Regions from separate parts of the Mus musculus genome. Here all the other regions are linked to region 3. A link is a loop called in an ENCODE intact Hi-C map of the cell type or tissue named here. Cell type or tissue: left cerebral cortex. All regions are shown on one strand.

Region 1 (4,000 bases), 74 kb after region 3:
GATTTAGGGGACAGGATACCCAGCTCAGAGGGCCTTGAAGGAGCTGTGGGTCTTTTCCTAACTGAGGAGTAGATGACTTAACTCCTTTCTTTGCTCTAAAACAAAATGAGATCGTTTCTTACTGTCCATGAGTGGAAGAATGCCAATTTCTGAATTATCTGTCTGTCTGTCTGTCTGTCTGTCTGTCTGTCTCTCCCTCCCTCTCCCGTGTGTGTGTGTGTGTGTGTGTGTGTGTGTGTGTGTGTGTGTGTGAGAGAGAGAGAGAGAGAGAGAGAGAGAGAGAAAGAGAAAGAGAGAGAGAGAGAGAGCTGGGATCAAGTCTCTCTGTAAGGATGTAGTGGAGTTTGCACACAGCATAAATGTTCTGCACTCTTCAGGGAGGGCTGAAAGAACTTCTCATCCTCCTAGCCTTTTCCTAGCTGAGGGATGGGGTATGTATGTGGCTGGCCCTTACATGGGTGACGGGCTCTGATGAATAAAGAAGGAGCTTCACTTTCAGGACCTGAGCAGTACGGTCCAGCCAGTTGTCAGCATTCTCACCAAGGAGCCTGCCTTGGCTCTGGGTTCTGGATGCCACCCTAGTCAGAGGAGCACAATGCCATATCATTATCAAAGGTGAAAGGCTCACCAGATGCTTAGAACTACCTAGGGCTGCTTGGTAGACAGGAGGGGGTCTTAGCAGGTAAGGTCCAGCAAGGGGGACCAAAGAGAGAGGCGTATACTCAACAACTTTCTCTACAGCGTCCGCATAAGGACCTCCCAGTAAGACATCATCCCATCAGTGATTCCCTCATAGACCCCCTAAGTTCAGTCTCAGGGAAGATGACCAGCTTCCGTTAGCCACCTCCAGGTATGGCATTGGATCAAGTCACTTGATATCGCATGGCATGAGTGACTCAAGCCCTACGAAGTCCACCCAGGATGCAGCTTACTTTGCCCATGCCCCTGTCTCGGAGTTCATTTAGCCACGTGTCAGTCCAACTCTACTCAGGGCAAGCCAAGCTTCAGATCTCCAGCAAGGACAGAGTTTGGGTGACACCCTTGCTCATTCTAGAAACGCAGACATGTGTGCCCCTTGTGCACACACATTCAAGCACTCATTGATTTTCACACCAGCCCAGCAGAGGCTCTGCCCACCCCTGACACAATGCCTTATTAATATTCCGTTGCTCTTGGCCCATTTGCTGCTGGGGCGGGTGTTTAGCATCAGCAGCTGTGTTTGGTGCGTTAGTCCAGCCGTGCTGTTGGCATTGATGGATCCTTGATTCACATGGCTCATCATATAATAAACTCTCAGCTGCACGGAAGGGAGGGGCCGAGAGGACGGGATCTGAGGAGCCCGGGGCCGGGGTGGGGAAGGAGGACGGTGGGGTTGACCGGAGCAGAAGGAAGCCACATGGTAATGACAAACCGGGGGAAAAGGAGGGTCACAGGTGCCCTGGGCAGGCCAGAGGGGCTCTAATTAGTCTCGTTTGTCCTGCACTTAATGTCAAGCTCATTAACGCGCCTACAGAGTTAATCAACATACCACAAATTGGATTTTGACTTTTGTCGCCAGCTTTATGTACATTGTGGCCAGCCTGACACGCTCAGCTCTCAGGGAGAGGGTTGTAGGCCTGGTAGCCACTGAGCTGTAAAACCTGGGTGGGGTGAGAGTAGGTTTGTGTCATAGTGACTTGTCATTTTTGCTTTTTTTTTTTTTTATTCTCTGAATGCTTTTCACTCTTTCCCTGGGCAGACTCCAGGGAGTTCCTATTTAAACTCATTTAACATGTGATCCACTTTGTAATTAAATTCATAAAAATCTGATCAAACAAACCCCTCCGTTGTTTGTTAAACTCTTAGGGCCCCCCTCTGGAAGCCGGGAGCACACACAGGCAGCCAGCCCTCCCTCACTGCCACCCCCTCTTCCCAGAGGGGGGCTGGGTGACTGCCGATGTACGTTTTAATTACCGGCTTCGGCTGAAGTCTCACGTGGCCCTTGCTTTATTTATTTATTTATATCTTAATGAGGATACTGAATCTTTGATTAAAGTCGTAATCGTTGCTGATTCAGGAAGGAGGGGGAGCTGGGTGTCAGACCAGACGGGGCCATGTGTGCAGACAGACAGACAGAGGAGGGAGGGAGGGCAGGTGGCCAGACAGCAGAGAGACAGACAGACAGACAGACAGACAAGAGACAAACAGGCAGGCAGGAAGGGAGAGAGGAAGAGTGGGGAGAGAGAGCAGCAGACAGACAGGCAGGCAAGACAGCAGACAGGCAGACAGACAGTCAGACAGCAGAGAGGCAGAGAGACAGGCAGACAGAGGGGGAGGGAGGGTAGGTGGGCAGACAACAGAGAGATAGACAGAAAGACAGAGACAAGCAGGCAGGCAGGAAGGGAGAGAGGGAGGAAGGGAGGGGGAGAGAAAGCGACAGGCAGACAGACAGACAGGCAGGCAGGTAGACAGATGGCAGACAGACAGGCAGACAGACAGACAGGCAGGCAGGTAGACAGATGGCAGAGAGACAGGCAGGCAGACAGACAGCAGAGAAAGGCAGAGAGACAGGCAGGCAAGCATATGGACAGCAGAGAAACAGAGAGACAGAGTCTCATGCACAGGCTACCCCTCACTATGGTAGTCCTATAGTCAGTCAGTACCTGTATCAGTGAGGGCTAACCTCGTGCCTTTGATGGGGATAGGAACAGATCCTTGGTATAGCTCTAGTAGTGAGAGAGACAAGGGTTGGTTTGGCCAGGCCTGTGAGCTACGACAGCGCCCCTTAGATGGTGAAGACTGGTGAGGGATGGGACCTCTCTCTGTGCTTATGTCATGAAGTCTTGCCCCCCCCCGCCCATGTCCCATGTTCTTTCTGTATATCTTTCACCCCACGAGAGAGAGTGCCAGTGAACAGATCCCAACAACCACTCCCCACAGAGCCTCAGAGAAATGTTCTGAGCCATCAGAGGAGGTGAGAATTTATGTGGGTGCTGGGGGGGCTGCAATTCAGGAAGAGGGACTTTTGGTTAGTGGCCCACAGAGGGGAGATGGCAGAGAGAGTAAAATATCATTTTAAAGAGGAAGTGAAGGCACAGACATGCGAGTCTATAAGGAGAAGGACAATTTATGCCCAGGCACGAGCACAGTTTGACATGGGGATAATGAAAAAACGTAGGTCATTGTGGATGACTTAAGCCTTCAGCAGCTGAAGAGAATGTATGAAATGCAGGGGACATTACACGGTTGGCAGCCTCACACATCTGCAGAGGGACAAGTGAAATACAGTGGGCCATTCTTTACCATAAACTGTGGTTGTTGGAGATGCAGCCCAGAGAAATTGTAATTACAGTGACAGAGGAATCAGCGATATTTAAATATTCATGAACAAAGTCTGGGGTGATCAATCTATCTTTATTGTCTGCGCCTTCGCTCCTGTAATAAATAAGTAGCTCCGCACCTCACCTTTCATTCCCCGAGCTCGACACCTCCGTTACAGAAGTGCAAGGTGGATAACCCCACTCCTACCCCTTCGGCCCACGGGAATTGAAATGTGGAGTGTCCCAAGAGAATGGTCAGCTGATGGACATGAGGCTAGACCAAGGAAGGGCTGTTCTTCCCAGCCCATTACCCAGAATTCTCCAGGAGTTGGTTTTGAGCCTTTCGTGGGCAAGCACTGGGGGCATAAGGGTGGGAAAGGCTCCATTCTTACCCTGGAGGTGTTTCTTGTGGCCCTGTCAGTCAGTACAATGCAGTGTGGTGTCATTTAGCCCTGTGGTAAGTGCCCAGTGTTCAGATCCTAGAACCAGACCATAGCAGAAGTCCCAACCTAGCTACTTCTAGCTGGGTGACCTTGGGACAGTGGTTAAGTCCCTCTATAAACAACTCATTTTCCCCCTCATTTGTAAGATAAGCATATCTTCCATCAGATGGTTTCCATTGCCATGTGACACGGTCTCTGTGATGCTCTCAGATAGCGGAAAAAATACAGCACACGTGGACCATATAAATGTCCTATGTT
Region 2 (4,000 bases), 250 kb before region 3:
AAGCTTATCATCTGTCAGCCTGGGGCAAAATCTCTGGGAATACTAACCAGTAAATGTCATCACTCCGCAGGTCGCCCGCCCAGAATCAGGCTACTGCAGCTAGCCACAGCCTGGGAGTGCCAAACCTTCCCAAAATAGCTCTGACTTTATACACAATGCTCAAACACCTTACATGCAAACCCTCAAATAGAGAGTGCTCAACTACCGGTCACTCCTCAGCAGCCTGTGACAGAGGTAAATGAAAATACCACTGATCGAAAGGCATGTGGTCTTAAATGACGGGCCCAGAACAAATTTAAATATGACTTGCTCTCCCTCAAAATAGTATCAATATGACTGTCTCAAAACCAAATCTCACCACCTGTTTATAAGTCACTGTCCCCAACACAAGTAGACTTGTGGGGAGGAAAACAGAGAAAAATACAGACCCAATGTCCAAAAGACACTGTTGAGTAATAAACAATTTTTATCTGATCGCCAAAAAAAAAAAAAAAAAAAAATCCACCTACTTTCATTTTACAGGCCAAGACTTAGAGATATCTTTTTCTACATGAATTTTAAAGAGCCTGCTATGTTTTAAACTTGTAGTCTGGGGGTGTAGTGCTTGATTATCTCATGCGATAGGCCCTAGGCTTGATCCTCAGCACCTCAAATTATTAAAATTTAACTATAGAAGACATTAATTATAGAATTTAATTATAGAGTTTTTCTTAGCAGTATCTCAAATTTTTATTCTAAATATTTTATAAATTTTCTCGACTGCAAACTCGGTATTTGAATCCTTGGTATAGGTTTTCCATTTTGTCATTTAAAAAGTGCAGTTCTTGAGGGACGAGGATGTTGTGTTACGTTATAACATTCCAAAGTAAAACTGGATGACAGTCTCAAATTGCCCACTTCCCAAGTTTCTTTAAAAGACATTATGAGCCTTTTGATTTTTTTTCCAAATCAGTGTTACTAAAGGCCCACCATCTAAGCCCTAAGAGCCTTGTAATATTTTTCAACCTTTTTATATTACTAGGAACATAGTAAAGTGCCTTCTATTCATTGTGCTTTTCTCTCCCCTCCTTCAAAACCTACAGTGATCAATGAGATAATTCGGGAAGCTGATTTGTTTCCGAGGGAAAAAAAGAACTGAATGAAAAGCGGGGCGGGAAAAGGGAGGAGTGGGGCTCCGGGTCTTTTTTGCACTTTGTTGATAAACGCCGGCTTTAAGTGAGATAACTTAAGTCTGCGTTAGCCTCAGAGAAGCCACTGCCATAAAACTGATTTGAGAGTCAGAACAAGGCACCGTGGCCGTGCTTTTGGGAAGTTTTTAGCTGCTGGGTCGGGCCCGGTGCACACTTCGGGGTGACCTCGCTGCCTACGATCTCACGTGCAACCCCTCCCGTTAGGGTCCCTAGCACCGGGTCCCACAATCCCGCTCGGAACCTTAGCTGGCTTATACACCCAGGCAACCTCACACAGGCTCGCGGACCCAGCCTCGCAAAGTCCCGGGAAGACCGGGTTGCTCTCGCCCTAGCCCGCAGGCCCCGGCCTCTGTCGGCCCTCGCCCGCTTGGCCCGCCGCGCCCCTCTCAGCCGGAACCCGGGCCCCGCTACCCTCACCCGCCGCTCACCGAGCCATGGCCGTCCGCCGCCCCCGCCGAGTCGTCCTGCTGCAGCTCCGCAGTCATGGCCGTGGTGTCCCTCCGCGTGTAGCCCCACTCTCGTTGTCGTCTTCGCCGCGGTCGCCACCGCCACCACCACCGCCCCCGAAGCCCGGGAGCACCGGGAGGCACCGCCCACACGTCCCGCCCCCGCCCGCGGCGCGCGATGGAAGCCCCGCCCACGCCAGCCCGCTCCCAACACTCCCCACCCACAGCACGCGGCAGAGGCTCCTCCCACGGCGTTCGCTGGATGCCCCACCCCCGCCAGCCGACTCCCACCCATCTTGCGGCTTGCGCCGGAGACCCCGCCTACATGCCCCACCCACACAGCCGAGGTTCCCTCTCCCAAGGCTCCGCCCACGCCAATTTAGAGCCCCGGTGGCCCCGCCCATACACTCTGCTCACGCCCGCAGCGTGCGCCAGAGGCGTCACCCACGCGCCCGCCCCTGGTTTGCGTGAGCCGGAGGCGGGGCGTCTTCGCGTGCTCTGGCCCACGTGACCGCAGCCGGGCACAAACTAAGGGGTCAGCGTCGCCTCGCCAGCTGTTGCTATTTCCGCCTTAGGTGCCCAGGAAGTGGGCGGTGAGGCCTCTGGGTTTCCAAGACTCCTTTTTTACTCCATCCCGCGCTTGCTGAGCCTTGCATCTGCGTCCAGCCTGCCCCCAGCTCCCCATAAGCTTGGTAAGGCTGCTGGGTTCCTTCTGCTGACAGATTTTCCCACCAGACCTCTTAGCCATTTCCTAATCTGGGGACGCGAAGAGAAACGTAGACTGACTCGAGTGGTTTGTATAAAGACAACTGAATGGCCAGGACCTTCACAGAGCTCAGCATCGTGTCTTAATCCTGAACAGTTGCCCCATGTTCCAAATTCCCGTTTTCAGGCCATGTGTGTAATAAGCTGTGTTGACTCTAGCTCATGCACTAAGCCACCTACCACCCCTTTTAATGTTTGGGAAGAGGGTTCTTATTGTTGGTGATATTGGTTTGGGTTTTTTTTGAAACAGGATGTCACGTGGATTGGACTTGCCTCAGACTGTGTAGCCGTGGTTGGCCTTAAATTCTTGGTCCTCTGCCTCCACCTGGTCAAATGATGGTAAGTCTTTACTGCCATGTTAAACTTAACACTTTGAGATGATCTCATTAAGTTCCCCAGGCTGGCTTTGAACTTTCTATACTTCTGCCTTAGTCTCCTATGTGGAATAAATTTGGGACCTGTGTCTATCAGGTCCATCCTTGTCAGGATTCTCTGAAGACAGAACCATTAGACTTGATAAAATTAGAATGGGAGGGCCCTGGAGAGATGCCTCAGTAGTTAAGAGCATTAAAAAGCACTGGCTGCTCTTCCAGAGGTCCTGTGTGTGGGAAGCCACATGTGCCGTTGCAGGGTGGCGCTGGCCACCACGCATAAGTTTGGGTAAACAACCAATGTGTACATATGCAGTAAAGTTTTTCACCAAGTCACTGCCTCGCCCGGGCATGATAATGAGGCTCCATGAGATACTGAGAGAATAACCAATCAGATGGGGGGCATGCAAATGAGGTATGATAATGAGGCTCAGTGAGGTACTGAGAGAGAATAGCCAATCAGATGAGGAACATGCAAATGAGGTGGAAAGCATAACCAATCTGGGTGTGAGACACGCCTCTCCTAGGCCTATATAAGCAGCAACAGTTCTGGGTGTGGGGGTCTTTTTGCCTCTGCAATCAAGCTCTCCCAATAAACGTGTGCAGAAGGATCCTGTTGTGGTATCTGCTTTGCTGGCGAGTCGGGCACTCACAAGAGTCCTGAGTTGAATTCCCAGCAACCACATGGTGGCTCACAACCATCTACCGTCTATTACCCTCTTCTGGTATTCAGTTGTACATGCAGATAGAGCACTCCTATACATAAAGTTTTAAAAAGTAATAGAAAATTATAGAGAGACTGATTAAGTTATTACTGATTATACAATCAAAGGCAGGTGTGTCCAGTGTCTGTACACACAGGAGAGCCAAATCACAGAACAAAAGAAGTCAGTACAAGAAACTTGAATTCCTAAGCCTCGCCAGTAGTAAACCGTTTATGTGGGTGCTGAGACTCAAACTCGGGGCCTCAACAAGGGCAGTGTATGCCTTTAACCACTGAGCGGTCTCTCTAGCCCCATTTTCTTTCTTTTTTTTTTTTAAATTTTTATTTGGTATCTTCCTCATTTACATTTCCAATGCTATCCCAAAAGTCCCCCATACCCACCCACCCCCACTCCCCTACCCACCCACTCCCTCTTTTGGGCCCTGGCGTTCCCCTGTACTGGGGCATATAAAGTTTGCAAGTCCAATGGGCCTCTCTTTCCAGTGATGGCCGACTAGGCCATCT
Region 3 (4,000 bases):
TTTACAGTTTTCGTGGGAGCTTGGGGTAGCCTGAGCTTATTCTCTGAGGCCTGAGTCATTCAGGGATCAGGGGAAAGTGCTAGAAAAGTTGGGACCAGAAGCAAGATTGGTTTTCTTAGGCTGTTGTGATGGGGTGGAGTGGGGGATACAAGTTGGCAATGATGAGTGAGTTGACCTGCCCCTCCCTCCCTCTCCCTCCCTCCCTCCCTCCCTCCCTCCCTCCCTCCCTCCCTCCCTCCCTCCCTCCCTCCCCATCCATCACTTAGCTTTTGGCTTCAGGGTTCTTACAGACAGAGGAGGAAGGAAAGGAGGGCAGCTGGCAAGTCCCTGTGACTGCTAAATGAGGGGTCCCCACAGTGATCATCAGAAAGGCTGCCTTAAGAGTTCAAAGATGGCTTCTCAGGACCTGCAGCTCGGAATTGGCCAGGCACAGGAGAGTCCTAGTCTATAGGCACTCCATTCACCCTGCCTCCTCTCTGGAGGATACTAACTTTCCTTTTTGCTGTCAGGGTAAAATAAAAAAAAAAAAAAAAAAAAAAAAAAACGGGAGACCCTTGGATATATCCTCTCTGGGGCTCTTTAACTCTCTCCTGGGTCTTGAGAGGTCCCCACCCTCTGAACATTCCTTTTGACAGTGGGGTGTCTCGGAGGTCCACACACTGGGGTGGCAGAGAGGAACAAGCAGGGAAAGTGCTCCCCCTCCTCCTCCCTCTTGAACACACTCTTCGCTCTTCCTCTCCCTCCTCTGGATTTGGCCAGCTTCCTGAACTTTTTCCCAGAGTGGTGTCGTCACTGGCCTGCCGGCAGGTCTGGATGTTCTGCCAGCATTCCAGAGAGTTTATGATCGCTTGCAGATGCGTCTCCAAGAACACACTGTACCCAAAGCAGAAATTAATGCAGGCTTGACTGCGGTCCAAGCCCCTACACGGGAGAGAGGAGAAAGAAAACAAAAACTGTTTAATGCTGTTTATAAATTATACACTGGCTGATGAAAAATACATTTCTTTCCTGCCCCCTTCCACGCTGGCCCCTTCCCTGTGGCCCCCTCCTCATCCCCCCAACCCCGCCCCTTCTCCATTTTTGCCTCCAGAGCCTCAGCTGAGCGCAGGCGAATATGGTTTTGCTTTTTAGCTCCTGTTTTGGCTGGGATCCGAAACCCTGCCTCTGATTCCTAGCCTGAGTATTTTTTCCCCTTTACCTGATGAAATTCACTAATTTTTCCAGCCCACATGGGTTGTTTTGGGTTTTGTTGTTTGGGTGGGTAGTTTTTTTTTTTCTTTTGGCCTCGGGTTTTGTTTACAGCATGTGTCATATGCAATGGCGCAGGGTGTCAGGCTTACTCGTCCCTGGAGGATAAGTGCCCCCTCCCCACATCTTCCCACCTTAGAGTCACTCAGAGGTCCCAAAGCCTTCAAGGCTTCACCTCAGGCTAACTGAACTGAGAAAGTTGGGGACATTCTTCACAGGTCATTGTATTAAACAGTATTTTTCCACCAGTTCTCTTCCAGCCTTTCACCTCTAACCCATGTGAAGAAGGGGTTACATAGCCCCCAGTACACACATCTCTACTTACATCAGTGTAGCAGGACCGGAGAACTCATTCCTTTGACTCTTCTGGACCCCACCCAGCTTCATCCCACACCCTACAAGCCCCCTCCCATCCCAATTTATTCTATAAATTCGTTTCTACATTATGTCTATCCACTTACATGGCTTTTGTGTTTTTTAATACTGCTAATGTTTATCATTTGCCCAACAGGCTCGACAGATTTTGCTTCCTGTAGAGCATTGAGGCTTTAGAGCCCCCTCGTTGCTAAGTAGCAGTCTCTCTGTACTGTAATGGGCTGATTTTGTATTCTGTTCAGCGCTGTATCTTATTTTTGTATGCAAGACAAAGTGTTTTGATGGAGGACGATTGCAGCAGTGTCTGGAGGCTGTTTGGAGTTTTATGGGCTGTACAGTACACTGTGTGCTCTCCGAACAGAACACAGGCTGTTGAATTTTGGATTGGATTTGTCATCCCCCCCCCCAACACCCTCAGAGAGGAGCCTGTCAGATAGAACATGACTTCAAGGGTGGAAGAAAGAAAGTGGGAATTATGTAATATCTTCTTTCTGTCTCCCATTCATTCTCTCTCTCTCTCTCCCCCCTCTCCCTCCCTCCCCCTCTCTCTCTCTGTCTCTCTCTCTGTCTCTCTCTCTCTCTGTGTCTCTCTCTCTCTGTCTCTCTCTCTCTCTCTCTCTCTCTCTGTCTCTCTCTCATCTCTCTGTCCCCAAAGAAGGTGGCACACCCCTTCCCCATTGCAGCATGATTTTGCACAGCTAGGTGGTGACGTTTCTATTAGGAATGAACAGTGCCCTAGAGGAGAGGGTGGGACATCTGTCCGACTGCTGTTCATTTGGAATCTTTCTTTGCTTCTTTCCATCCTGCTTAGGTCCCGGGTGCCTTTACTAGCCTTTGATTTTTGTCTAAGGATGAGTAGCATCTCATGGGGAGCTGCAGGACAGGGCTGTTTTAGTGGGATGGACCTGAAAGCAATGAGGTTTACATATTCTCAGAGTCCTCATATCTTGGTTGGGTTTTCTGCATACGCTGCTGCCACCCACCCCTAACAGAAATGTGTTTCTGGGTGGACTCCCGTAGCCATCTTTTCCTCTAGCTTCTGCTCCCTAGTCCTTGAGCCAGGCAGGGCCAGGGTTGTTGGAGTCCAGGTCTGTGCCTGCCCTGCCACTGGGCCGCTGCTGTTCCTCCCCGTGCTCCACGCAGGGGTCGGGTCTCTGCCTCCCTCCCTCTGCAGGTGTTTATTTTGTCTCTCTCTGCTCCTGCTTCTCCCCCAATCTCCTTCCATCTCACTTCATCTCTTTGGCACCGTCCTGTGTCTATGTCAGCCACAGCCGCTGTTTGACACTGCTGCGTGTTTTCTGTCTTCTTTCCTGTGTCTTCATCTGTCTCTGTCACTGACTGCCTTAGCCTGCCTTCTCTCATCTGTCTGTTGGTCTGTCTGTCTCCTTTCTTACTACTCTCAGTGTTCCTGAGCTTAGAAGTTAGACATCAGTCAGAGTAGGGAAACTTAGGTCATTCTGGCCCAGGGGCCTGGTAAGGACACGTGACTGGAGAGAGCCTGAGGCACGTGTGCATGACCCTTCACATTGAAACGACAAGAGTGGGTCTGCTCAGCCATGACTTCGGTCCTTACACACTATTTTTTAAGTGGAGTTGGTAGACAGAAAAATGGGCTTAGGTCTGCGAGGTCCTTGTTGGACACTGTTTCTCAGGATCCCATCGCCAGAGCCCGTGTCGACACAGGTGTGCGCTGTCACCTACCAGCGCATGGAAGCCTCTAGCCGACCCTTGCTAATTCTCCTGTACTTGTGATCTGGGAAAGGGCTTGGCACACAGAAGGCTTGGGTTGGGATTTTTGAATCAGTGACTATCATATAACTAAAAGTAAGGTGTCTCAGTGGGTAAAGGTGCCTGCTACCAGCCTGGTGGCCTGAGCCCAATCCCTGGAACCCGTGTGAAGGTGGAGAGACTGGACCTTTTGCAGAAAATGTGTTGACTGTCTCTGTGCCTGAGAGAGGGGACCTGGAGGTGATAGAGATGCCTGTAGAGCTCTTAAGGTTTGCTCTGTGGAACTCAACAGATTCATTGGGCCCAGGCTAGGTTGGGGGTAACCTTGGACAGGTGTTTAGTTAAGAAGGTAGCTCCTTGTTGGAAAGTCTGGAGAAACAGCCAAAAATGAGGGGTAGAATCTTCACCAGACACCGAGCCCCAGCATGTGTCTGTGTGCACACAAGTATGAGGGGAAAAAAAGAGATGGAGACGAAGCATTTACATGAAATACTGAAAATTGTTTCTTTGCTGTAATGGGTCCACACAGGCCATTACCTTGAAGATTTAAAACCAAAATGAGCTCATGATATCTACTGACTGCCACGGACATCCATGCCTGATTGCAAAGCCCGCTTTACCTTTGAATTTCGGCTTCATTGTTGGTTGT
Region 4 (4,000 bases), 67 kb before region 3:
AGACCAGGGGTTGACATGCGATGACTTTTCCAATTGTTTTCAATATTATTTTTTGAGACAGTATCTCTCACTGAACTTGGAGCTTGCCCATTTGTCTAGGCTGTCTGGCTAGCAGACGCTGAGATTCTTTTGTCTTTACCACCCCAGTGCTGGGATCACAGGTGCAACCACCACAACTTTTTGGGGGGGGGCGGCGGCGGTGGCGGTGGCGGTGGTGGTGGGTGCTGGAGATCTGAACTCTGGTCTTCCCTGTTTCCATATCAGGGGCTTCACTGACCGGCCATTTCCACAGGCTCATGTTTGGGTCTTTTAAAAGCTATTGCTGGGCCCAGTCTGACGGGTGGATGGACATACAGCACACACAGCCTGGGCTGCTATGCCACAGCATACTTGGGCACTGAGCTGACAAGCTACCAAAGTGCCCATGGGAAGTAGACCAGGCCCGGAGAATAATTTCCATTTAACTAATTATTATTCTTACTCCAATAGATTTGAAATCTATTTAACTTTTCAGGGTCTCCTAGCCTTTTAAGTGTTTCAAGTGCACTCTCTCTGATAGGTTACCTTTCCTCTCCCTGTAGGCTATAATTAGTGTCCTTTACACAAAATTGGCTTAGAATTGGATTTGGAGAAGATAAGAATCAAATTACCAGTATTTATCTTGTAAATTCCAAAAGATCTACTTAAGACACTGTATTAAAAAAAGAGAAGGAGAGAGAGAGGAAAGAGAGAGAGAGGGAGAGAGAGTGGGAGGAAGGAAGGGAGGGAGGACAATTTTGTCCTAAGAAAAAGCAAATTCCTTGTGGTCTGAACAATCCATAGACATTTTAATACTGTATTTCCAAATTTCCCATGTATTTCCAAAATTCCCATGCAGAAACCTAAAACCTATGCCTCTTTTTTTATTTCTGTTTTGTTTTGTTTTGTTCTTTTTTTTTCCCTCTTCAGTTGAACATCTGAAATATGTTGCCGAGCTTTGAACAGTGGAGAGATGTGGTCCCAGCTTTCAGTAAAACTCGGGGAGTTTGGCTGATCTCTTATCTCTGTCTTGTGGTGAGATGTGTAAACCTCTCAAGTATCTTAAAGAGATAGGCACACTTCTTAAATGAAAAAAAAGTTGTGTGTATGTATGTGTGTGTGTGTGTGTGTGTGTGTGTGTGTGTGTGCACGCGCGCTTATCTCTCTGTCTCTCTCTGTCTCTGTCTCTCTCTCTTTGTGTGTGTGTGTGTGTGTCAGTCAGAGGACAGTTTGGCACCGGACCTTGCCTTCCCCTTTGATTGACATGTCTCTTGCTGTTTGTGGCTGTGTAGACCAGACTAGCTGGCCTGAGAGCATGCAGGGGTTCTCCGAGATCCATCATCCCACCCCGGGTACCTCTTCACATGTGTATGGCAAGTGCTCTCCCTACCAAGGAAATAGACGGGCTTTATGCTAGCATTTGAAGTTAAAACCAGTGGCACCAGATCTTGGTGGGGGCGTGGGGTGTCTCTGTGTGACCATTTACCCTGTAAACATCACGGTGTTCCTTTGCACAGGCCGTGGAGTTTGAAGATGTCTGTGTTAGAGAAAACACCAGCATTTACAGCACTTTCTCAAAGGTACCGGGTGGAGAGGGCCCGTGGAAAGCGTTCATTAGCAGGCTCAAAATATGCTCCGTACTCCACACGTCTTTTACTAAATTGCTCCAGTGGCGTTGAACTCTTTTAAGTTTTCCTCTGTCAAGTTAGGTAAGGCGAAGTCCCCGTCATGCGGCAGTGGTGGTGCGTCTGTGACCACCTACCTTCTGCGTGACTTTCTGGTTTAGTAACGTCATCGAGTTTCCTAGCCTAATTCTGTCCTTTTTTGGTTTTGATGAGAGTGTTGGATACCAAAGAGAGAAGGGGGAAAAAAAGGCAAATTCTTTAAAAGGAACAAAAATATGTTTTGTGAGCAATTCTACTTCTGGATATCTACCCAGAAGAACTCAGGCAGGACTGTGAATAGAACTTGGACGCCCCTCGTCACCTCAGTGCTATTCACAATAGCCAGAAGGTGGAAGCAACCCACGCATGCTTACCGCCACATGGGTTCGCAGACAGACTGTGTGGAATACTATTCAGCTTTAAAAAGGAAGGACATTCTGGTTCGTTGAATCCCACAGATGGTCCTTGGAGGCGTGATGCTAAGTGAGATAAGCCAGACACAAAGAACACATATTGTATGGCTCCCTGAAGCTCAGATACCAACGTTCTATGACGTAAACTCATAGAGACCCAAAGTAGAATCCAGACGAGAGGAGTGCGCGTGCTCTGTGGGGACCGAGCTTCAGTTGGAAGGCTTATGCTGTTGGTTTCAGAGTTTTATGCATGTACCAAATGGCACTGAACTGCGCACTTTAAAACAGTTCAGAAAACCTCCCTATTTTATGTTGTGTGTATTTTTACTATCATAAAAACATGTTTGATGCTAATTGCTACACCTGGTGCTTGAGACAAAAGTTTCTTAGAAAATACTTAGGGCATCATGCTATAAAAAAATCCTCTTGCTAGTTCACAGGAGCACATAGGCATACCCCCCCCCCCAACACACACAGATGCACACTCTCTCCCTTCCTGTTTGTTAGTTATCACCCTTTCTCATACTGTCCTTTAAATGTCATTGTTATTAGCACATTTATTATTGTTGTTGGGGTTTTTTTTTGTTTTTGGTTTGTTTGTTTGTTTTTGTTTTTTTGAGACAGGGTTTCTCTGTGTAGCCCTGGCTGTCCCGGAACTCACTCTGTAGACCAGGCTGGTCTTGAACTCAGAAATCCGCCTGCCTCTGCTTCCTGAGTGCTGGGATTAAATGCGTGCGCCACCATGCCCAGCTTACTACTGTTCTTAAAAGTCAGTGTTTTGCCATGTAGCTCAGGATGACTTTGAATTAACTGTGATCCTCCTGCCTCAACCTCCCAATTGCTGGGATTATAGGAATGCCTTGCCAGGTCTAGCAGATTTAAAGCATTTGCTTATGGTACTGGCCTTGTTCGTTTGTCACATAAGCAAATGTGGCACCCTGAGGCTTTATCCCTCCCTCCCTCCCCACCCCTCCCTGAGAATAGCAGTTTTAGTTGTTTTGGGGTGCTGGGGGTTGAGCCTATGGTCTTGCACGTGTTGGACAAGCATTTTACCACCCAGCTGCATCCCCAGCTCTTGCTATTTTTTGGCCAGTTTTATCAGATATGCTGGTTACGGCATTTGAACTGTCATTTGTGTTTATGAATAGCTGTCAGGCAAAGCGCGCACCATAGGAAAGTGTGTTATCTCTCAGGCCACACTGAATAGGTACTTGACCTCCAATAGAATTCTAATTGGATTTCTATATTTACTCCTTGTTCTGGTATTTTTTAATGAAACATTTTTGTTTGCTTGCTTTTGTTTTGTTTCGTTTTTCTTTCTCTCTCTCTCTCTCTCTGTCTCTGTCTCTCTGTCTCTCTCTCTCTCTGTCTCTCTCTCTCTCTGTCTCTGTCTCTCTGTCTCTCTGTCTCTCTGTCTCTGTCTCTGTCTTTCAGACAGGGTTGGTTTCTCTTTGTAATCCTGGCTGCTCTGAAACTCACTCTATAGACCAGGCTGGCCTTGAACTCAGATATATGCCAGCCTTTGCCTCTGAGTGCTGGGATTAAAGGCATGCATTATTACCTCCCCCCACCCCCCCCCACCCCGCCCAGGCTGTTTTGCTTTTTGAGGTGAAGTCTTACTAAGCAGCCCAGGCTAGCCTGAAACTCAGGAATCTGCCTGCTTGGCTTTCCTAGCACTGGGGTTAAAGGCGTGCTGCACCAGCTCAGCCCAGCCCCCCCCCCCCCAAGTAATTAAAAAGGACATTCAACCCAGTTTGCAAAGCTACACGAGAGGTTTAGGAGAGTTTAGGTTAGGCCCCTTTGTGAGCAGGCTTTTTCCGGGCTTACATTCCCCTCCTGTGATAGGGCTTACCTACCCTACAACCTGTTGCAAATTTAGCCTGAGATTTTTGTGAGTTTCAGAGC
Region 5 (4,000 bases), 140 kb before region 3:
TGTTTCAGAGACAAGGCCTCATGCATACCAGGCTGGCCTCAAACTTGCTATATAGATAAAGACGACCCTAAACTTCTGATCTTCCTACCTCTGCTGCTCGAGTGCTGACCACACGTACACACTATCATGCCTTGTTTTAGGGTACTGGGGATTGAACCCAAGGGCTCAGGTACGCCACGCAAGCACTGTGGCTCACTATCTGAGCCACATGCCCAGTCCCTGGCCTCTACTTTTATTAATGAAACAAATGGAGGTGGAGTGAGGTCATGTAACATGTCCAAGACACGCTGGAAAGAATAGGTCTAGAATGTTCTGCTCGGTTCTCTCTAATTCCTAAGCTCTTCCAGCAGAAATACCCGACTACCATAGCTCCTCCTTGTACCTGTACTTGCTTATTGTTCAATTAACACATAATTCTAAGCACCTACTGTGTACCAGGGCCTGGGCTAGCAGCTAAAGCTAAATTGTTCTTTTTTACTTCAATATAAGCCAACATTTCGCTCTTTGTTGGGGCTGGGAATTGATTCTGGGACCTTGTATATGCTGGGCAAGTGCTCTATCATGGAGCTGTACCCCAGCCTAAGACAGTTTTCCTTTCATGCTTGTTTGTTTACATTTATTTATTCTATCTGTCTGTCTTGTGTGTGTGAGAGAGAGAGATAGAGAGACAGAGACAGAGAGACACAGATGCACAGACAGACACAGTAGGGAAGGAGAGGGAAAGGAGAAAAAGGTGGGGAAGGGAGAGGGGGGAGGAAGAGGGAGAGGGAGAGCATGAGAGCAACTTCCAGGAGTCAATTCTCTCTTTCCACCATTTCGTTCCAGGATGGAACTTAATTTGTCAGCTTGGCCACACAAGCCTTCGCCGGCTGAGGCATCTTGTCAGCCCCAGCTATTTCTTATCCTCGTTACAAAAAGAAAAGATGAAATTGTCCAATTCACTCCATTACTTGAGAAATTGAACCTAATAAGAAACCATGACAAGGCTGAGCCAGGCTGCGTGAAGTCTACCTTTCTCTTCTGTCTCTTACCCCCTTGTATCTCTCTCCACTAGTTAAGAAAAGACCAACTGGTTTTGAATAGCTGGGGGCCATTGGAAGAGCTTGAAGAGACTTTCCTTGATATTAGAAGATAATGGCCGTTCCTGGTCTCTTCCCTTTCTCCATCCATCCACATATCCCACGAATCTCCACCCCACACCTGATGCACACATACCTTATTCTGAGATAACCAGGGAGTTCCAACAAGGGGCGTCTGTATTGGCCTCATCTTTTATCAGCACTCACTAGTTCTTTCATCAGTAGGCGTGGGATGCAGGGATGAGACACAGCCCAACATGGCCATCTGCAGCAGCCCGAAGGGTTCTCAGAAACCTCCACTTAGGAGAAGATGGGATTCTTGGCTGCACCACAGAAGAGGATTTGAGGATCCATCAGTATAAAATAGAGTCTCAGTTTATTTGGGAGAAAGCATAACATGGACTTAAGCACAGGGTGGGTGGGTGGGGGCAGATTTAACAGAGTGAAAACATGACTCAGGAGAAGATGGGAAGGAACCAAGCATGGGTGTGGGAGACTCAGAAGAGTGCCCAATGTTTTTATGGTTGCCCCTGGGTACACTCAAAGAGCTGCTGTAGAACCAGACTGAAGTCACAGGTGTGCACTGGATGAGGCTACAGCCGATAGTGCAAAACTCAGCTCTCGGGATGTTTTTACTATCAAGTTTATTCTTATTTGTGAGACTTCCAGGAAATATCTGGGAAGAGAGTAGGCATGCTTGAAGTAAGCACGATTCACTGCTATTTTAATATTCTTCGCTGAAAGTATCTCTGTGTAATAGAAATGCTATCACCATTTCTGCAGCCTTCAAAGCAGACATGGTGAATTGTGCTGCTTTTCTGACTCTCTGATGGTGATCCATCTCAGCCATGCTCTCTCCCTCTTTCTATGTCTCCACAATGACCCCTGTGTTTCTAACCTGCCTCAGTTTGGTGACAGGGACATACCATAGCTTTGCCTCTTTGCCCTGCTGTCTGATTCGAATCTCTGTTTCAGATTCCTTCCCTCTGGCACCGCCCAGTTGAGTCAAGACTGGACTTCCATAGACTCCAGGCTTCTTAGTCACTATGATGACCATCACAACTCAAAACGGGACAACGTGGCAGAGGGGCCAACGTGGCCAAGGGGACAACATGGCCAATTTGTTTCCCTTCTCAAACAAGGAAGAGCAGAAAGGAGCTGTGTTGGAGACTTCTCGTGGCTGGAAAACAAACACCAGGGAAGACCTTGAGGGAGGAAGGGCTTGTTCTGGCTAAGAGTGTGAAGAGAAGAAGTTCACCATGTCAGGCAAGGCACAACGGAGGGAAGAGCTGGCAGTTGTGTTTCTGGTTGTGGCTTCTTGCTCACATTCAGGAGGCACACAGAAACCAGGAAGCCAGGCTGGAGCATGAAGGCGTATCCTACAACTATCCAATACCTCCATCAAGGTCCTATCTCTAAAAAGCCCACAACTTTTCAAAATAGGCCAAATAGTTGTGATCAGGTATTCAAACCCATGAGGGGAGAAAAATCAAGTGTTGTGACTGTGACACATGACTTTAATTCCAGCACTCAAGAGGCAAGGGCAGGGGCTGGTGAGATGGCTCAGTGGGTAAGAGCACCCGACTGCTCTTCCGAAGGTCCGAAGTTCAAATCCCAGCAACCACATGGTCGCTCACAACTACCCGTAATGAGATCTGATGCCCTCTTCTGGAGTGTCTGAAGACAGCTACAGTGTACTTACATATAATAAATAAATAAATCTTAAAAAAAAAAAGAAAAAAAGAGGCAAGGGCAGGCATAGCTCTGAGTTCTGGGCCAGTGAAAGATGTTTAGTGAGACCTTGCTGCAAAAAAAACTAAATTAAATAAATAAACAAATAAATATAGCCCATGGGAGGCCTTTTACCTTCGGACCATAACAGAATCTTTACACATGTCTCTGTTATGAAGGAAGCAGGCTGGCCTAAACGTGCTGTGATTTTGTAGGCTTCAGAATTGGTCTCTGAAACTGTCTGTAGGAAACTGTCTGGACCACTATTTCCACACCTGCCCTCACTAGGATGGACATTCCATGTCAGATGGCCCCAGGAACGGAGAAGCGAATGTGTCCTCTACTAGTTGATAGCTTATTCTTTTGAGATTGGCTAGTACACACACACACACACACACACACACACACACACACACACACACACACACACACAAGAGGGAGGGGTCTGAGCATAGCAGCTAAGTACTAGACTGAATACAAAGCCACGGTTTAGGAAATTAATCCCACTGTCTCATCCTTCCTTGGGTCTGTACATGCTGGGATCTTAGCTGTTTAGGGCACCTTCTAGATAAGGCCTAAGAGAGGCCCCTCTACAGGGGCAGCTTCTGTGGTCGTGACCAGGTGGTATGTTAATCTTAGGGAAAGCTGGGTGAGTGGTATGTGGGAATTCTCTGTTCTACTTAACGCTCCCGTAAGTCTAAAATTAGTTCCAAACAGGTCAAAAGGCTGAAGACTTCTTTCTCAATGTCTTGTGTTTTTTGTCATCTATTTAGCATCTCTTACCCCTCCTTTCTGCTCCTTTCCTCTTCTTACTCTACCTCTGTCCCTTGTTTCTCCTTCTATACCCCTCTGAGCCAACCTCCCATACAAATATCCACTCTGTCAGCATGCTCTGTTGACTAAACTTTCCAAAGAACCCTTAGCTCTGCCCTCCATTCAGTGCCACTTTCCCAGTCTTGGATCACATGACCAGGGTCACATGACCCCCCTCCTTGCCTTACCATCACCTGGATTCTTTTTGGTGGACTCTTCACCTCAGGTTCAGATACAGTTAGTTCAATCTACTTCTACCTGCAGCTTTGACTAGGCATCTCCCTCAGGAATGGCATCAGTGGTTTTGAGTCACCTACTAAGAACAGCTGCCCCGAGCTTGATTGCAACCTGGCTCCTATGCCCCCATCAGGGGCATA
Region 6 (4,000 bases), 64 kb after region 3:
CATTGCCGTCCATTTCTGCTCTCTTGTAAACCAACACCCCACCCCACACACCTTTCCTCTACCTCCCTTCTTTGCTTTTCCACCCCTCTCACATTTTCTCCCCATCTTGGGCAGGTTTGTTGGAGTGATTGACAAAATTAGTAAATCCATTCATGTTACTTTTATTGTGCAGGTCTCAATAAATCCCGAGTGTCCGGGGCGCACCTTAATGAGCTAGTGAGCTGACAAATTTGTTTACTGTAGCTGGAGGTGCCTGGTAATGAAATGCGCTTGTGTCTGGGCTCACTGCTAAACAAATACACGGTTTCCGGGAGGGAGGCAGCAGGCTCTGCTAGCTGCAGCAGCCTGAGGAAGCAGCCACATTCCCCAAGAGACTGACTTGGGTGTGTGCTTGTGTTTTGAAAAATGCAGCCACTCAGTTTTAAAACAAATTTCAATCAGCTGCCTGCTCCTCGTTTATGTTTTCCATTGAGGAATTTCTATTCCTTTAACAAATACCAAACCCTGGTAAGATTCTTCCTTCCCATCACATAAATGATGGAGGGTTAGAGAGATGTGTAGATACCTCCTAAGGCTCTAAAAAGAAAAAAAGAGAGGGAATAAGGGCTGGAAGAGCCTGGAGATTCACAGGGTTGAAACAGACAGGAAGGCTAAGGTTTGGGGAGAAGTGACTGTGTCTGAGACAAACTCCTGTGCAGGAGCTTGACGCTAACTCAGTGGCAAGGCTTTGAGATGTTTTCCCAGGCTGTGGGGTGAGCAGGATAGGCAGAGAGTGGCTGGGAGGGACTGAGCTCTTCCTTGTTGGCTGCTGAAGTTACCAAAGGGTCAAGCGGGCTGAAATGTGCCTCAGCTGGGTGGATTGGATTCTTGTGCCAAGGGATTCTGCCACTCAACACCCAGAGAGAAATTAAAGATGTAAACTGGCAGCATGTGGGCCTTCTTCCAGGGCATTTCTGAGTCTTCAGCGATGGTTCAGGAGAAGACAAAGGGTAGTTCCGCAGATGTGAGGGTCTGAGCATTCGTGTCTGTTCTGCTGCCCACTGCATGCATCCACACCCCACAGGCTTTTCCAGCCTCTTAAGATGCAGACAGAGCCTTCTGCCTTTACTGCGAGTCAGCTGTGCTGCCTGTATCGGTCTCTGGCACAGTGGGAGCTGCATCTCTGTGTCCTCTTCAACAGCAACCTGGAGGGACATACCTGGTAGAGAAAGCCGAGGGAGTAAGAGTAGAGGTATCTTAGGGAAGATAATCCCGAGGGGTCAGCAGCAGCAGGAGAGACCTGCTTGCAGGGTTAGAGGAAGGGAGTGAAGGTAGAGGTGTTTCCAGTTGAAATTGAGGTGTTTTGCTTAGCCCCAATTTGATATGTTCTTATTGAGGAGACAGCTGCTCGGGGTAGTAGGAGAGATGGCTCTCTTCCTTGGTGAGTGGGATTGGACACCAGAAACCCATCTGTACACACACACACCGTACACGCCCCACTCAGAGCAGTCCCAGCCTGCTTACCCAAAGAAACAGAAGTATATTTAGCATCCTCTGCTTTGATTAAGGAACTGCCTGTCGAGGGAGATAATAAGAGCCTTGCTCCAAGAAAGTGTACCACCTGAGCGCCTCCACCAGCTGCAGAGGTGCCCCTCGGATGGCATTCCTTCCTTTTCATTCAAGTGCTAATTGGCATGGAAGTGGCACAGGTGTACACAGGAGGCTTTTGTGTCTTACACCTCCCGACCCTATCATCACCTGGACAAGATAAAGGCCCGAGATCCGTGTCATCCCTCCTGCCTCCTGTTCTATCTACCCTGGCCTGGCTTCCTCCCAGTTTTTGCTAAAATTAAACTCGTTTTTAAGTCAGGAACCTGTAAGCTGTACCTGTGTTCCACCCCAGACTGGCTGTGCAGCTCCGGTGTGGCTCACTCTCTCCTGTGATAGTGACCTGGCGCAGCTCCACGCTGCTGCCCACAGCATCTTCAGTTCTTCTCAGAGCCAAGAGTTTCAACTGTACTGCAGAGAAGAATTTCAGAATCAATCCATGGGAAGCCAACTTGGAGTTTCTGAAGGAAAGATTTTAGCGTAGATTCAAGTGTGAGGGTTAACGGAAAGAGGAATGCTTAGAGAAAGGGGCCTACCCACTCAAGTGGGCGTGTGAGCATTGAACTTAGATGTTTCAGTGATGTATTGGATATTTGGTATCTTTTGAGGTTGTGCCCCACAAATGAGATTGTAGGTTGACTTCTTAGGTGCACTGGGCAGTATTTATAATCTGATCAGGTAAAACCATGGATCACAGAGGCTTCACAGGGGAGCTTGGACGTGTCTTTCCCTGAAAATGGAGTTCTAATCTTGCTTGAGAGACACCTAGAGAATTGCTGGCTTGCAGTTGGGAAAGGGAAAAGGCCATGGCTGGTCATACACACATAAGCATGGTTCTTATTTGAAATATATCATGTAAAAGGAATTAGCATGTAGGGCAACATTTTCAGCAAATGGTGCTGCAATTCTTTCTCCTTAAATGTTTGTGTGTCTGTTTGCATGTGTGTCAGTTTGTCACGTGTGTGCCTAGTGCCTGTGGAGGCTAGAGAAAGATGTCGAATCATCTGCAACTGGAGTTACTGATGGTTGTAAACCAACATGGGTACAGAGAACCAGTCTGGATCCTCTGCAAATAGAACAAGTGTTCTTAACCACTGAGCCATCTTTCCAGTCCCCTGTGCTACAACTATTGACTCTCAGCCAGCAAGAGACTTAACTAGATTCATGAGTTGAGATCTATGGGTAGAGACTTCTGTTTCTCCCCTACCCACTTCCCCTTCTTTTCTACTTCAGGAGGAAGTAGAAAAAGCACAGGCAATTGCATGGAGCCTACCTATGTTTCCTCAACTCACATTCTAAAGGAGTCCCTTGGGCAAATACTTGGGGAATCTAGACCAAGCCACATCTCCCCCACTCTCCAGAAACATGGGCCTTGGGGTGGTTGGGTCCTTTTCCTGATGATGTAGTTCTCTTTGGGCCGAGGCTGAGTTTTGTATGTGATTCATAATAGAATTCCCAGATTGGAAGAAGACATTGATGTGTGGCTTTTATACACTCTGCAGTGTAGTCAGTCACCTCGAGGCAACATGAGGAAGCGAGTGTTAGAAGCAGCAGGTTGGTTAGGAGTTCTGTGACTTCAGTGCAGAGGCTCAGGTCAGGGACTGAGATGGTCAGCTTTCTGTTACTGTAACAAACAACCGAGAGAGTGAACCTGTGGATGGGAAAGGTTGGGTTTGCTTCACAGTCCATGGTCCCTTGTTGCCCTTAGGCTTGTGATGATGTGGCATTCCTGGCAAGGAGCTTGAGAAGGACCAAAACTCTCACCTCTCACCTCTCTCCTCTCACCTCCTGGCCAGGCAGTAAGAGAGACAACAGGGTGGAAACTCCATCACTCAGGGATACCCTACAGTGGTTTGAAGACTTTATTCCTAGAGTCCACCTTAAAGTTTCCGCCACTTCCCAACAAGAAGTTGGACACAAGAGAACATTTCTGACCCAGTCTACAGCTATGGAAAGGACAGTAGTTGCCTGTCCAGGGATCACAAGGCCAAGAACAGCTACACTGGGCTGTAGTGGGGGGTTTGCACTGTTTTGCCATACAGTGTCGAGTGACTGCTTCAGTGTAGTTAATTAACTAAGTTCATGCCTCTAAGCAGCATAGCTCAGACGATGGTGCAGTCAACAGACATGGTAGGAGTGTTACTATTGCTTTTATGAAACATCACAACCAAAAGCTACTTGGGAGGACACAGTTTCTTTCCCCCAGACTTCTGTCATCATCAAAAGCAGTCAGGGCAGGGGCTCGAGCAGGAGAGGAACCTTGGAAGTAGGAGCTGATGCAGAGGCTGCAGAAGAGTGCTGCTTACTGGCTTGCCTCCATGGCTCCAACAGCCTGTTTGCTTACAGAATGCAGGACCTCCAGACCAGGGGTGGCCCCATCCTCATCAACCTTGCCCACAGTCCTTTCATATGG
Region 7 (4,000 bases), 100 kb before region 3:
ATTTGAGGATTAATGGTAGAATAGGATCAGAGGTTAATCGTGTGCCTCTCCGGTGACTGCTGGAGAGAGGGTGGTAGGTGGATGTGGACCCTAGATAGCAAGCCTTCTTTAGACAGGAACTCAACAAGCTCAATGCTCCATTCCCATGGCCAGGCATTCACGGCAGGGGGGTGTGTGTTTTTCCTGTTCCCTTCTGCTCATCCACTCTTGCTTTCTTTATAGATGGCAGTTCCTTCTTAACGTCCTCAAATCCCCTACTTCTTACAGAGGGTTCGCCTTAACTTGAAAGAATCAGGTAGCCTTTACACAAGGTGTTTTTTGTTGTATACCAACTGACTGGGGTAGGGGGGTTTCGCCTTGTCTCACCCACATGACACTGCCTATGAGAGGGTAACTCAATTGTAGTTTTCTTCCTTTGCTTCCCAGTGCTCGGTTCTGCGGACTTCTCTCTCCCACTGCTAATCTGAGACCTGGGAGTGTCAATTGTTAGGATGCCTTGTTATTATAAATGACCACCACGTTAGCAGACCCCCGTGCAGATCTTGTGTAAGCTCTGCCACCTGGTCTTCGTGGGTTTTTTTGTCTCCATTCACCGCCCACTTTCCTTCTCCTTTAGCTCCTGGGGAATCAAGATACGATTCTGTGGGTCCTGTGGGAGATCCGCGGTAAGCCAAGAACACAGCACCCCTAAACTGAAGCCTGGAACTAATACCTTAGGACTGGAGGGTGGGGCTGTGTGGGTGACTTTTCTGAGACCCCTGGGTGGCGCTCTCCACCACACCCCCAATAACACTGCGCTGGGGCTTTGGCCGGAGGCCAGTGCTCAGAAAAGAACCCTCCAACCTCAATTCCCTGCCTAGCTTCGTGTGCAAAGGAGGAGACGGTGCTTTCCGCGGGTAGAAGGAATATTTTTTTTCCTTTGGTCTTTCTACCCTACGGTTTGTCATCTCAAGTACGCCCTTTAAAATGGTCCAGCCGCTGAGGGAAGAAAGTACTCTGGAGCGGCCCAGCGCTCTTCCAAGCTTCCAGTAGCTCCTGAAGGCAGAGCTGAGTTAGGCGCAGAATCTTCAGAACTTTCCATCCAGGTTCCTGGGGCCGGGGAAGATGGGGGGGGGCGTGCGGGCGGGGAGGATGCCCGAGATTAGGAGTGAGAAAGTATTACTACTCAGGCCTTCGCATCTCAGTGTGCAACAATCTAGATAGCAAAATCGAGGTGCTGCCTCCTACCAGATTTCTACTGGCCCCTTTAGATTTATCTGGCCAAATCCGGCGAACTCCTGTGGTCAGGCATCAGAGGCCTGGTTTGGGACTTGGGAAACGACCCATTTAAAGCTAGGGTAAGGGAGGATGCGATCCGAATCCTGAGAAAAAGTGAAAAGCTAGAAGCCACACACTGAACTGGTGCAAATAATAAAAAACGGGACAAAACTGCGCTCTTGAGTACTGGAGTTGGGGGAGTTAGGGGCGCGGGATACACCGCATGCCCAGTGGAAATGAAAAAACCTGGGGCTAAAGTGGGAACCGCTTCTCCCACTCATCCTTCTGACCCCTTGGGGACTGCCAGGTCCTCTGCGGCTCCTCTTCCTTTGCAACCTTTTGCCCTCTCCACCTAGCCAACGAGCAGCAGCCGCTGCCGCCGGGGCAGCAGCTAGATGTCAGGAGAAGCCCGGAGCGCCGAGCGCTGGGAAGGGAGGGGAGCGCCCGGGAAGGGAGGGCAGGGCTGGGAGAGCGCACGGGCTCTGCCAGGGCGGGGGTGGGGCGGGGTGGGCGGGCCAGGACCGGCCAGGGGGAGGGGAGGGGGCAGCTGTGGGCAGGGAGCCGGGCTCGGCCGCCAGCACTAAAGATGGAGAGGCGCCGGGGCCTCGCAGGGGAGGGGGCTCGGCGTTGACGTGGGACGCGGCGGAGGCGCCGCAGCCGGTGGTGATTTGCTAACCTAGCGGCAGAGAGGAGTTAAGGGTGACGAGAGCGGGTACTGCGAACTGCCGGGCGATGCCGCCGCTGCCGCCGTGAGATCCGGAGCAACAGTTCCCCAGCAACACCCCTTCCCCGATCCAGGCACACCCCTAACCCCCCAGGCACGCACACCCACCCCAAGCTCCAGGCTCCGTAAGCGGTAAGTGTATGTGTGTAGGAAACCCGGGAAGGACTCGCACCGCCCAGCGACCGCCTCCCGCCAGGGCGCCCTGGGGCGGGAGAGGTTTAGGCGGGTGGTGCTAGCTTTGGCCACTCGGCCGCTGGGCTCGTGCGGGGTTCTCTGGTTGCTGCTGCAGCAGCGATCGCCAGTGCCCGTTGGGGGTCAGCTAGAAAGCGGCGCTGAGGCTGTCAGCTTGGGCACAGCTGCCTCACCAACCTTTCTTCTCCGGGCACGGTCCGGTCCGGGTGAGAGGTGGCAGGCCGGGAGGTCTGCCAGGGCTGCGGGCGCGTGTAGTCGGGGACTGGGTGTCTTTGTACAGGCAAGGGCTGGCGGAGGAGCAGAGAGCCTGTGGGTGCTCATATGTATGCGGACCGGTGCGCTTGGCGTGAGATAGGATTGTGTCTTATTTATTTGTGTTTATTCGCTGGCGAGCTGGGGAGCTAGACCCGGAGGAAGCAAGGAGTGAACCTGGGGGTCGGGTGGGAGGGGACTGGTATCCGATCGGGTTTTGTTTTCTTTAGAGAAAACGTGGTGGGATTTTTTTCTTCTTTTTTTGATTGGACTTGATGCCCTCTTTTAAGGAGAGAGGGACGCTTCGGAGAGACTCTGGCGCTCCGAGTCCTCCTCGGCTCTCGGTGGGAACGGCCGGTGGAGCGGGAGCTCGCTGTGCGCTCCCGGCCGCGCACGGTGGGTTCCCGGCTCTGCACCTGATGCATTCGGGATGTCTTTCCCACCCTGGCGCGCTGCAAGCTTGCCCAGCCCCTCGCACGCTCCCGCACGCGCTCGAAATGCGCACGATCCTGCCAGCCTGCGGACCCCACCGGAATGCACAGGAGCGCACCGCTGCAACCAGCTCGCCTCCTCCCCGCCACGCTCCCAGCGTGTTTGACTCGGGCACGCCGGCAGCTGGTGCGGGAGGCCGGGGACCCTGCTGGTGACTTCCCGGGGATCGTGATCTTGGGTGGAAGGTGGAGGACCCAGAGATCTCTTCTCATTTGGCCTCCCACCACTCGCCTCCAGGCTTTTGTGCATCCTTTTCTCCCCTGGGGGGGTTGCGCTGCCGGGCCGGCCTAGCAGCGGCGTCCAGCCCGCTCGGACCTTCTCCTTTCCCCAGGCTCTTTCGCTTTCCCCCTTTCTTAGTTCTGTTCCCTTTCTTCCAGGCACCTGACTCCTGGGGAAAAGTTGCTTTCCCAAGTTTGCCAAAGTCCTATGCAAGTCTCGGCGGGGGTCTCTGGGAACAAGGGGTGTGTTGCACCATCGATCCTCGGAGCTCTGGCGGGTTAGCGCTGGCTTTGCCCAGAATCGGCTGATCGCTGCACCTAGGGACGGTCGGATCGCGGGTGCGGAGCCGCCGGTTAGGGATAGGGCACCTTGATTTCCCTCAAGGCCCAAAAGGTTCCTTTGAGCAGCGAACCTTCTTTATTTTGGCTTCTCCCCCTTAGTTCTCCAAATCTCTGATCTCTCTCCCGAAAGCACACCGTGCTCATGAAGCTTTTGAGGAATGGATATCTCACCGTTCTTGATGATGCCCTCCGTTTCCACTTTAGGGTGGGCAATAAGAGTGGCCAGCCACTATTGTTAACTCTTTCCGCATGAGTTTTGCACCTAAGAGTCTTTAAGACTCCTGTCGAGGGTGAAGGCAAGCTCTGCGAAGAGTGGCTGAGAGCCTAGCTCTCTCCACCCTCTTCCCCAGGCTGTGGGAAATGTTGGCTACAGAGAGACAGAGGTTGGGACCTTATCCCGTTAGGTCTTTCTGCCTATGTCCCAATGGCTGTTCAAAGTTGGGAGCCTCTCAGTCATCCAGAACACTTTCTGGGAGAGGCCTTTGTGTTCCAGCCCTGTCTTCCCTTCTTTTGGGCTTAATTC

The links. A loop is a pair of places that touch in the nucleus more often than their neighbours do. Peaks named below come from ENCODE experiments on the same cell type or tissue, not always from the same donor. Only the 100,000 strongest peaks of a DNase experiment are listed, where the experiment ranks them.
Region 1: it touches region 3 in a loop (2.9-fold over the local background); 9 of 42 quality-filtered maps call a loop at or near these places.
Region 2: it touches region 3 in a loop (4-fold over the local background); 3 of 42 quality-filtered maps call a loop at or near these places.
Region 4: a loop joins it to region 3, with 10 times the contacts of the local background. A loop is called at or near these places in 6 of 42 quality-filtered maps.
Region 5: a loop joins it to region 3, with 2.4 times the contacts of the local background. A loop is called at or near these places in 2 of 42 quality-filtered maps.
Region 6: a loop joins it to region 3, with 3 times the contacts of the local background. A loop is called at or near these places in 7 of 42 quality-filtered maps.
Region 7: a loop joins it to region 3, with 6 times the contacts of the local background. A loop is called at or near these places in 14 of 42 quality-filtered maps.

Annotation. Positions count from the first base shown.
Region 1 is chr9:48,660,482-48,664,481 of GRCm38, reverse strand. All of the region lies in intron 5 of Zbtb16 (zinc finger and BTB domain containing 16), which reads left to right. Among named protein-coding and RNA genes, the nearest start is that of Gm32280, 7.6 kb to the left of the region's middle. In left cerebral cortex, a CTCF peak has its summit at 1,849; a DNase peak (open chromatin) is centred at 1,889; H3K27ac peaks cover 500 bases.
Region 2 is chr9:48,983,156-48,987,155 of GRCm38, reverse strand. Usp28 (ubiquitin specific peptidase 28) reads right to left here and starts at 1,771. Exons shown (of 25, transcript NM_001359739.1): 1 at 1,619-1,771. The coding sequence starts at 1,675. It overlaps Gm51673 (a long non-coding RNA gene), which reads left to right and starts at 2,027. Exons shown (of 3, transcript XR_003948157.1): 1 at 2,027-2,328; 2 at 2,652-2,740. In left cerebral cortex, no CTCF peak of the experiment used is centred here; DNase peaks (open chromatin) are centred at 65, 2,007 and 3,238; H3K4me3 peaks cover 2,641 bases; H3K27ac peaks cover 2,644 bases.
Region 3 is chr9:48,734,481-48,738,480 of GRCm38, reverse strand. The region is part of intron 3 of Zbtb16 (zinc finger and BTB domain containing 16); the gene reads left to right. Among named protein-coding and RNA genes, the nearest start is that of Gm32280, 66 kb to the right of the region's middle. In left cerebral cortex, a CTCF peak has its summit at 2,355; DNase peaks (open chromatin) are centred at 802, 1,946, 2,566 and 2,840; H3K27ac peaks cover 3,886 bases.
Region 4 is chr9:48,801,777-48,805,776 of GRCm38, reverse strand. All of the region lies in intron 2 of Zbtb16 (zinc finger and BTB domain containing 16), which reads left to right. Among named protein-coding and RNA genes, the nearest start is that of Zbtb16, 32 kb to the left of the region's middle. In left cerebral cortex, no CTCF peak of the experiment used is centred here; DNase peaks (open chromatin) are centred at 1,777 and 2,090; H3K27ac peaks cover 3,356 bases.
Region 5 is chr9:48,875,098-48,879,097 of GRCm38, reverse strand. No RefSeq gene overlaps it. Among named protein-coding and RNA genes, the nearest start is that of Gm32335, 19 kb to the left of the region's middle. In left cerebral cortex, no CTCF peak of the experiment used is centred here; DNase peaks (open chromatin) are centred at 1,419 and 1,523.
Region 6 is chr9:48,670,841-48,674,840 of GRCm38, reverse strand. All of the region lies in intron 4 of Zbtb16 (zinc finger and BTB domain containing 16), which reads left to right. It overlaps Gm32280, which reads right to left. Exons shown (of 3, transcript XM_030244764.1): 2 at 1,867-1,998; 3 at 152-1,198. The coding sequence ends at 714. Among named protein-coding and RNA genes, the nearest start is that of Gm32280, 2.8 kb to the right of the region's middle. In left cerebral cortex, no CTCF peak of the experiment used is centred here; DNase peaks (open chromatin) are centred at 1,135, 1,457 and 1,939; H3K27ac peaks cover 2,561 bases.
Region 7 is chr9:48,834,167-48,838,166 of GRCm38, reverse strand. Zbtb16 (zinc finger and BTB domain containing 16) reads left to right here and starts at 1,942. Exons shown (of 7, transcript NM_001364543.1): 1 at 1,942-2,113. In left cerebral cortex, CTCF peaks have their summits at 768, 1,649 and 1,930; DNase peaks (open chromatin) are centred at 771, 1,881 and 2,945; H3K4me3 peaks cover 3,372 bases; H3K27ac peaks cover 3,555 bases.